Regions from separate parts of the Homo sapiens genome. Here region 2 is linked to region 1. A link is a loop called in an ENCODE intact Hi-C map of the cell type or tissue named here. Cell type or tissue: PC-9. All regions are shown on one strand. Links, peaks and the distances in the headings refer to the core of each region. The heading gives the core; the rest is flanking DNA.

The links. Hi-C counts contacts between places; a loop is a spot of excess contacts. Peaks named below come from ENCODE experiments on the same cell type or tissue, not always from the same donor. Only the 100,000 strongest peaks of a DNase experiment are listed, where the experiment ranks them.
Region 2: it touches region 1 in a loop (3-fold over the local background); 1 of 110 quality-filtered maps calls a loop at or near these places.

What each region holds. Positions count from the first base shown.
Region 1 is chr14:53,841,862-53,844,786 of GRCh38, reverse strand. All of the region lies in intron 2 of LINC02331 (long intergenic non-protein coding RNA 2331), which reads left to right. Among named protein-coding and RNA genes, the nearest start is that of LINC02331, 7.5 kb to the left of the region's middle. In PC-9, for the core only: no CTCF peak of the experiment used is centred there; a DNase peak (open chromatin) is centred at 1,646; H3K27ac peaks cover 1,213 bases.
Region 2 is chr14:53,789,646-53,792,570 of GRCh38, reverse strand. All of the region lies in intron 3 of LINC02331 (long intergenic non-protein coding RNA 2331), which reads left to right. Among named protein-coding and RNA genes, the nearest start is that of LINC02331, 60 kb to the left of the region's middle. In PC-9, for the core only: no CTCF peak of the experiment used is centred there; a DNase peak (open chromatin) is centred at 1,190.

The sequences.
Region 1 (2,925 bases), core at 190-2,689:
GAGACCCTCCCCTCGTGGCCTCCCAAAGTGCGGAGATTACAGGCATGAGCCACCACGCCCAGCCCCAAATTACCAAATAAGTGGCTTTCGGTTCTTGCTTTCCCTCCATTTAATCTATTTTTATTTGATTGTGTGGCACCTGAAGAGATACATGGAATTATATATCCTATTAATTGCTGCTCATGAAAAAAATTAAAAGCAAATACTACTGAGTCACATGGAATTAAATCCATCTATGAGGACATAATTTATTTATTTGCCTGAGATTATTTAGGGAGTTTTTTTTGTATTTAAATGAAATTATATGCTGAAATTGTTTTTGCTTTTGTCTGTCAGCATGGTGTCTTGGTTATGAATGCATTCTAGCATTATGAATTTTGTGCGGGTGATTTTCCCAATTCCCCTCTACCACATGTGAAAATAGGATATTTGCTGATGATAAATTCAGACAGATTTCTCTAAGTTTGTCCACTAAGCAACAGACTAAATTAACTGCTTAATTTAAATTTTAAGGGAAGATCCTAGACTTCAATGCCTCCTCCTGCTGAATGTTGTCCCAAATATGCCCCACATAGAAATGCTTTGTCCTTGTCTTATTCCATTCTAGTCTCCTTGCCTTTTAAAAAAAATTTGGCCCCTTCTAACACTCTCTCCCTGCTACCTTAGAGCAGGGACACATGTATTTGCAAAGCCTCTGTTTTCATATTTAATTTTTTTTCTATTTTTCAGAGAGTGGTGTTGCATGTTCCCCACTCTTTTTCTTTTGATGCCTCTCACTCATGTTGCTTGTAGCTTCATTTTGTTTTGTTTGTTCGTTTACTTGAGTTCTTTCTCTCCTCAATATCATTATCCTAGAACATGGACTAAGGACCAATCTTCCTTTTTTCACACCATTCTCTTCCTACCCGTGCACTATATTCACACAATCAGTTCACTTTAAGTGTAAATTGGTGACAAAATTGATAGCCTTTGAGTTACGTGTAGCTCTCAATGTCAGGATTATTTTTCCCAAATTATAAAACTTCTTATTTAATCAGACTTAGAGAAAAGAAATCATTGGCCCACAGACCTGAAATGTCTAGGGGTGGAACTTTTGGCATGTGTGGATCCAGCGGTGCAAACTTCCAACTTCCTCCATGAGGTGGGCTTGGCCAAACTGGCTATTCCCTGACAAATCCAATCGCAGCAGAAGAAAACCTTTTCTTTCCTGATATTGCAATGCAACCTTTCAGATCAGCTCTTGATTGAACCAGTTCGAACCAAAACCAGGAGAATTTAGGTGAGGGAAGTGGTACCCAAATGAAAAGAAGGGTGTTAGTACAGAAGATGGGGGAATGGATGCTGGCTAGGCAACACAAGTGTCCATTATAATCTCCTTCCTAGGCAGACTGTGATCCTTTCAGAGCTCTTGTTTCTGTATTTGGATTTTGAACCCTACCCACCTGTATCAAAAATACCGTGAAATGTGGCATTTTCACTTAATACTAATAGCAAATCATGACTGAAGAGTAACAGGACAGTGGTTTAAATTTCATCACTTTTAGAAATGTGGCAGGAAATAAATGTCTGCTATTTCCCCATCTCTATGGGTACTAACAATAGTTTGGGCGATAAGGAAAGTTCTTGGCAGACTGTGTAATACGGCTCTACTGTTGACCCCACATTCCTGAGCCCTGATACCTTTGTGTACTCTTTAGTCTCAGAATGTGGCTCTATTGCAGAGCTTGCTTGGTGTTGGCCTGGCTCATCTCCGTCCAGAGAAAGGCATGCTGGGTGCTTCACAGTTGGATTATTGCCATTTGATGGTAACACAAATTACTCCCTAATGTGTGTTGTATGTCTTACTAGCTGGGTTGCTTTGCTCAAGAGGCTTAACCTTGCCAATCTTTAGCTAACGTCCTATTAAATTCCTACTTCACAGGGTGGCTTTAAGGGTCATTTGAGTCAATGTGAATGTAACCTGGCACATAGACATTGTGTCGGTAACTGGAGGTTATCATTGGAAACACAATCTGAGAGCACCAGCCTCCTGCTTGGACTTCTAACTCTGCCCTTTCAGAATTTTCTTCTGTCTCATTTTGTCATCACATCTCCTTTACCTGTTCACCTGTTTAATGAATTCTTTTTGAGCTTATTATAGTTTTTATTGCACTTATTGAGTGCACACTACATCTAAGCATCTTAGGTTGTTCATCATTTGATCCTCACAACGAGACTATAGGTAAGTAGTATTTATTTTTTCCATTTGATGGATAGGGACACTGCAGCTTAGAGAGGTTGTACAGAAGGAGGGGGACAATTGATCATTAAGTTTGTGAAGACAGGCCTGGTTTTGGCCAGGCATGGTGGTGCATGCCTGTAATCCCAGCATTTTGGGAGGCTGAGGCAGGATGATCACTTGAGCCCAGGAGGTTGACACTGCAGTGAGCTGATGGCACTGCTGCACTCTAGCCTGAGTGATAGAGTAAGACCCTGTCTCAAAAGAAAAAAAGAAGAAGGAAAAAAGACAGGCCTCAAGCTTGGGTCAGAATCAATCTGATACCCTTGTTCTCATTAAATGTGTGGTTTGGGAACTTCTGTGTGCATAAGAATCACCTACAGTGTATTCAAAGTGCAGATTTTTGGAGCTCACCCTCAAAGGTTCTGATGTGATGGCCCTGGAGTAGGCTAGAGAAGTCTGCATTTACAACAAGATTACCAAGTGATTCTCCACAGGTGGTCTTCAAACCACAGGGCCACAGGTGGACTTCAGATGATTGAACTCCCTTTCTGGGGTTTCCTATCTTTTCCAGTTTCTCTGGGCAAAGGATTGAACTGCACTGCTACCTGAAGGTCCTTAGATCTGCCCTGCTGCCAGCAGCACAGTTGCCTTCTCCTGGCTTCCTACTTTTTCAAACAATTCCTTAACCCTTTGAGTATCCAGCT
Region 2 (2,925 bases), core at 182-2,681, 52 kb after region 1:
AGCTTACATAGAGAACTATGAGACTATTGGGCATGGTGGTCTGTGCTCTGCACCCTAAACATGGTTTCACTGATTGCTAGTTTTCCATAAGAATACAAAACCAATTGTTTATTGTACTGTCACAAGTTTGCCTCCCTCAGGCTTTCACTATTTCAGCTAAAACAGATGCTATTTAGAAATATAGAATATTGTAAAAGCCACTTAATTCTCTAATGATTTCAATTATAAAAGGTAAAAATTTTTTACCTCCCCATGCTTCAGGTTAATTTTGTCCTCACCTTATGTTTTTGTTATTCTCTCTGCCTCGATTCTCCCCTCATTTCCATCCATTTAATTCTTTGCTCCTCTTCCTGGAATTCATATAGTAGGAATTCCACCTCTCCCATGTGCATTTGAGCCAAAGTTCCCAAAGCAAGTTCTATGGAACATGATTACCTGAAGAGCTTCCTGAAAGCTGGGTTCCATGGTCAAAGAAGCTTGAGAAAACCTCACATTATCTCTTGTCTGATGACCAGAATTTATTATTTGTACCTTAAAGTTTAGCAGTCAATTATTGTATATGTAAGAAATGATTAAATATCTATCATGGACCAAGCATACACAGGGCTGAATATGGGAGTTATAATTGTTCCCTCACCCTAAGTAAGTCTTGTCTGTTTACCCAGATTTTGTAGTTCTGGAAAGTAAGGACTGGTCCTATTGTATTGTTATACTGTTATAGAGTTACAGTATAATGGCAATAAGAGAGGCTCAATAAATGATTTCCGGTTGGCTTGTTGGTTAACTAAATGTGAGTTAGCTTTTACCAATAAAAATTGCTTTTATCTTCTCCTTGAAAACTACTCTGCAAGAGAAAGTGCCTTTGATCCTACTTAGTAGGATAGTTTTTCTAACAACAAAACTCTCTACAGAAAGTCTGAAATGCATCTGCATAATGTGACTGACTCAAATAGCAATGTCCAACATCAGAAAAATACCAATTTTCCAATTTTGGAATGCCTACCAGGATACATAGAAGACCACAGGGAAAAAAACACCACAATTATCCCCATTTTATTCTCCACTACAGAAATCCAGCCTCTGTTGCTGGATTTGATGTCTAGCCACAATCACATGTGACTAAGTTGAGTTCATGAACTGAATTTGGGCTGATCCCATTAAATTCTTAAATAGAGAAAAATATTTGTTCTCACCTGACCAGCTTTGACTAAAAGGCATCTTGTGGTGAGGACAATGCAAAATGAAGCATGCCATTCTCCTGTCACACGATATCTGCCTCGAAATCAGATTGCCACCCAGTGATTAATACCGTCTGTCTAACACATTCCTTGTTTGGGGGCTGGGTGTCAGGAAAGAAGGATTTATTATATCATAAGATGTCCATGAACAAACTCCAGGGACAGATGTGGTAAAAACAGGACTTAAAGCATTTGGTGAGAATATCCCAGTTATTCTTTAAGGGACTTGTCAAACATTAAATTAAGTGAAGCAGAAGGGTTTTATGATTTTTCTCCCCTCCTTAAGTGGACTGTCAGAGTTATGTTACTAGAGTTAATGCTACCAAATTTGAATGCTTGAGTGCAGCCCTGTCTTGAAGTATTTGTCAGGGAAAAAAAAAGACTGTTTGAGGCTTGGCAGACACTTCCCATATGAGTTATGAGAGAATAAACTATTTCCAAGTTGTACTACTGAAAGCTGAAAGGACCTATGGAAGACCTTCCAAACTGTTATTATAAATAGGAATTCAAACCATGGAAGAATTCATGCAAAATCTTGATTCAGAGCATACTTGAACTTAGCATTTCCCTTACCATGGCCTTTCTGAGTGTGTTACTTAACACTGCATAAATGGTTCTCAACTATCTGAGGATGGTGTTTGATGTCCCTGTTGCTGTTGAGTGCAGAATTAAAAACAACAAAAAACGGCTCCAAATTTCAAGTATGCACTATGCAGGTGAGCTGGGAGGCAGGACTTTCTGCCAGTGGAGTCATTTAACTCTAGAATGTGCTGGTAAGAGTGGATTTGATGGAGGGTGTGAGTTGTCAGCTCAGAGAAACTTAAGCTGGAATGTAGCTTGTTACCATTTGTTACTGCTCTGCCTCACCTGAAATGCTGTTTTCTCTCCAGCCATACCAGATCCTCTGTCAATTAGAATTCTGGTCCTTGATGAAACCTTGTTAGATTGCAGGCCCTAAAGGCAGAGGAAAGGCAGCAATGATGGGGGACGAGTGTTTGCACTGTGTTGGTCTCTCCCCATCACCTTGATACATCTATTGAGAACAGATAGTCAGTTCCACAGCACAGCATAAAGTTTCCCCCAGAGTGTGGTCCTTGAGCTACCTGCATCAGCATCATCAAACAAGCCTTTAAAATGCATATTCTCAGGCCCTGTGCTAAATATTCAGTATTAGACTCTCTGGGAGTGAGGCCTGGGAATATGCATTTTAAGATTCCCCAAGGGACTTTGGTGTACCCTGCATTTCTACTTGAGATTTGGGTTACCTCTTTTATTTGTAGTTGCAATTGTTTAGACCAGATGCTTCCTGAAGAAGAGGCTACAGGAGAGGGAGGAGACGGGGTAGGGGAAGAGACAGAGACTGGACCCTTTGAAAGGGTGATGTTGGGGTCAAATGGACTTCGAGAGCAGCTGTAGGGCAGGGATTCTACACTGGTGACCTGCACATATATTTTCTTTGAATTACACAGCATTTACAATTTTTAAAAATCAAAATGCCTTTATACTGGGCATATCCTCTTCTGTCTTCCACAACTCATCACTGCCTACTCATTCATCCCCTTGCCATTGAAGGCACTTGATTACCAACTCCTGGGGAAGGTGGCAGATTTAACATTAAATGGCCTATTGTCTCCTTGTTTTTAAATCATGGATGGATATGAACATGTTTACAAAAGTTCAAGAGCAT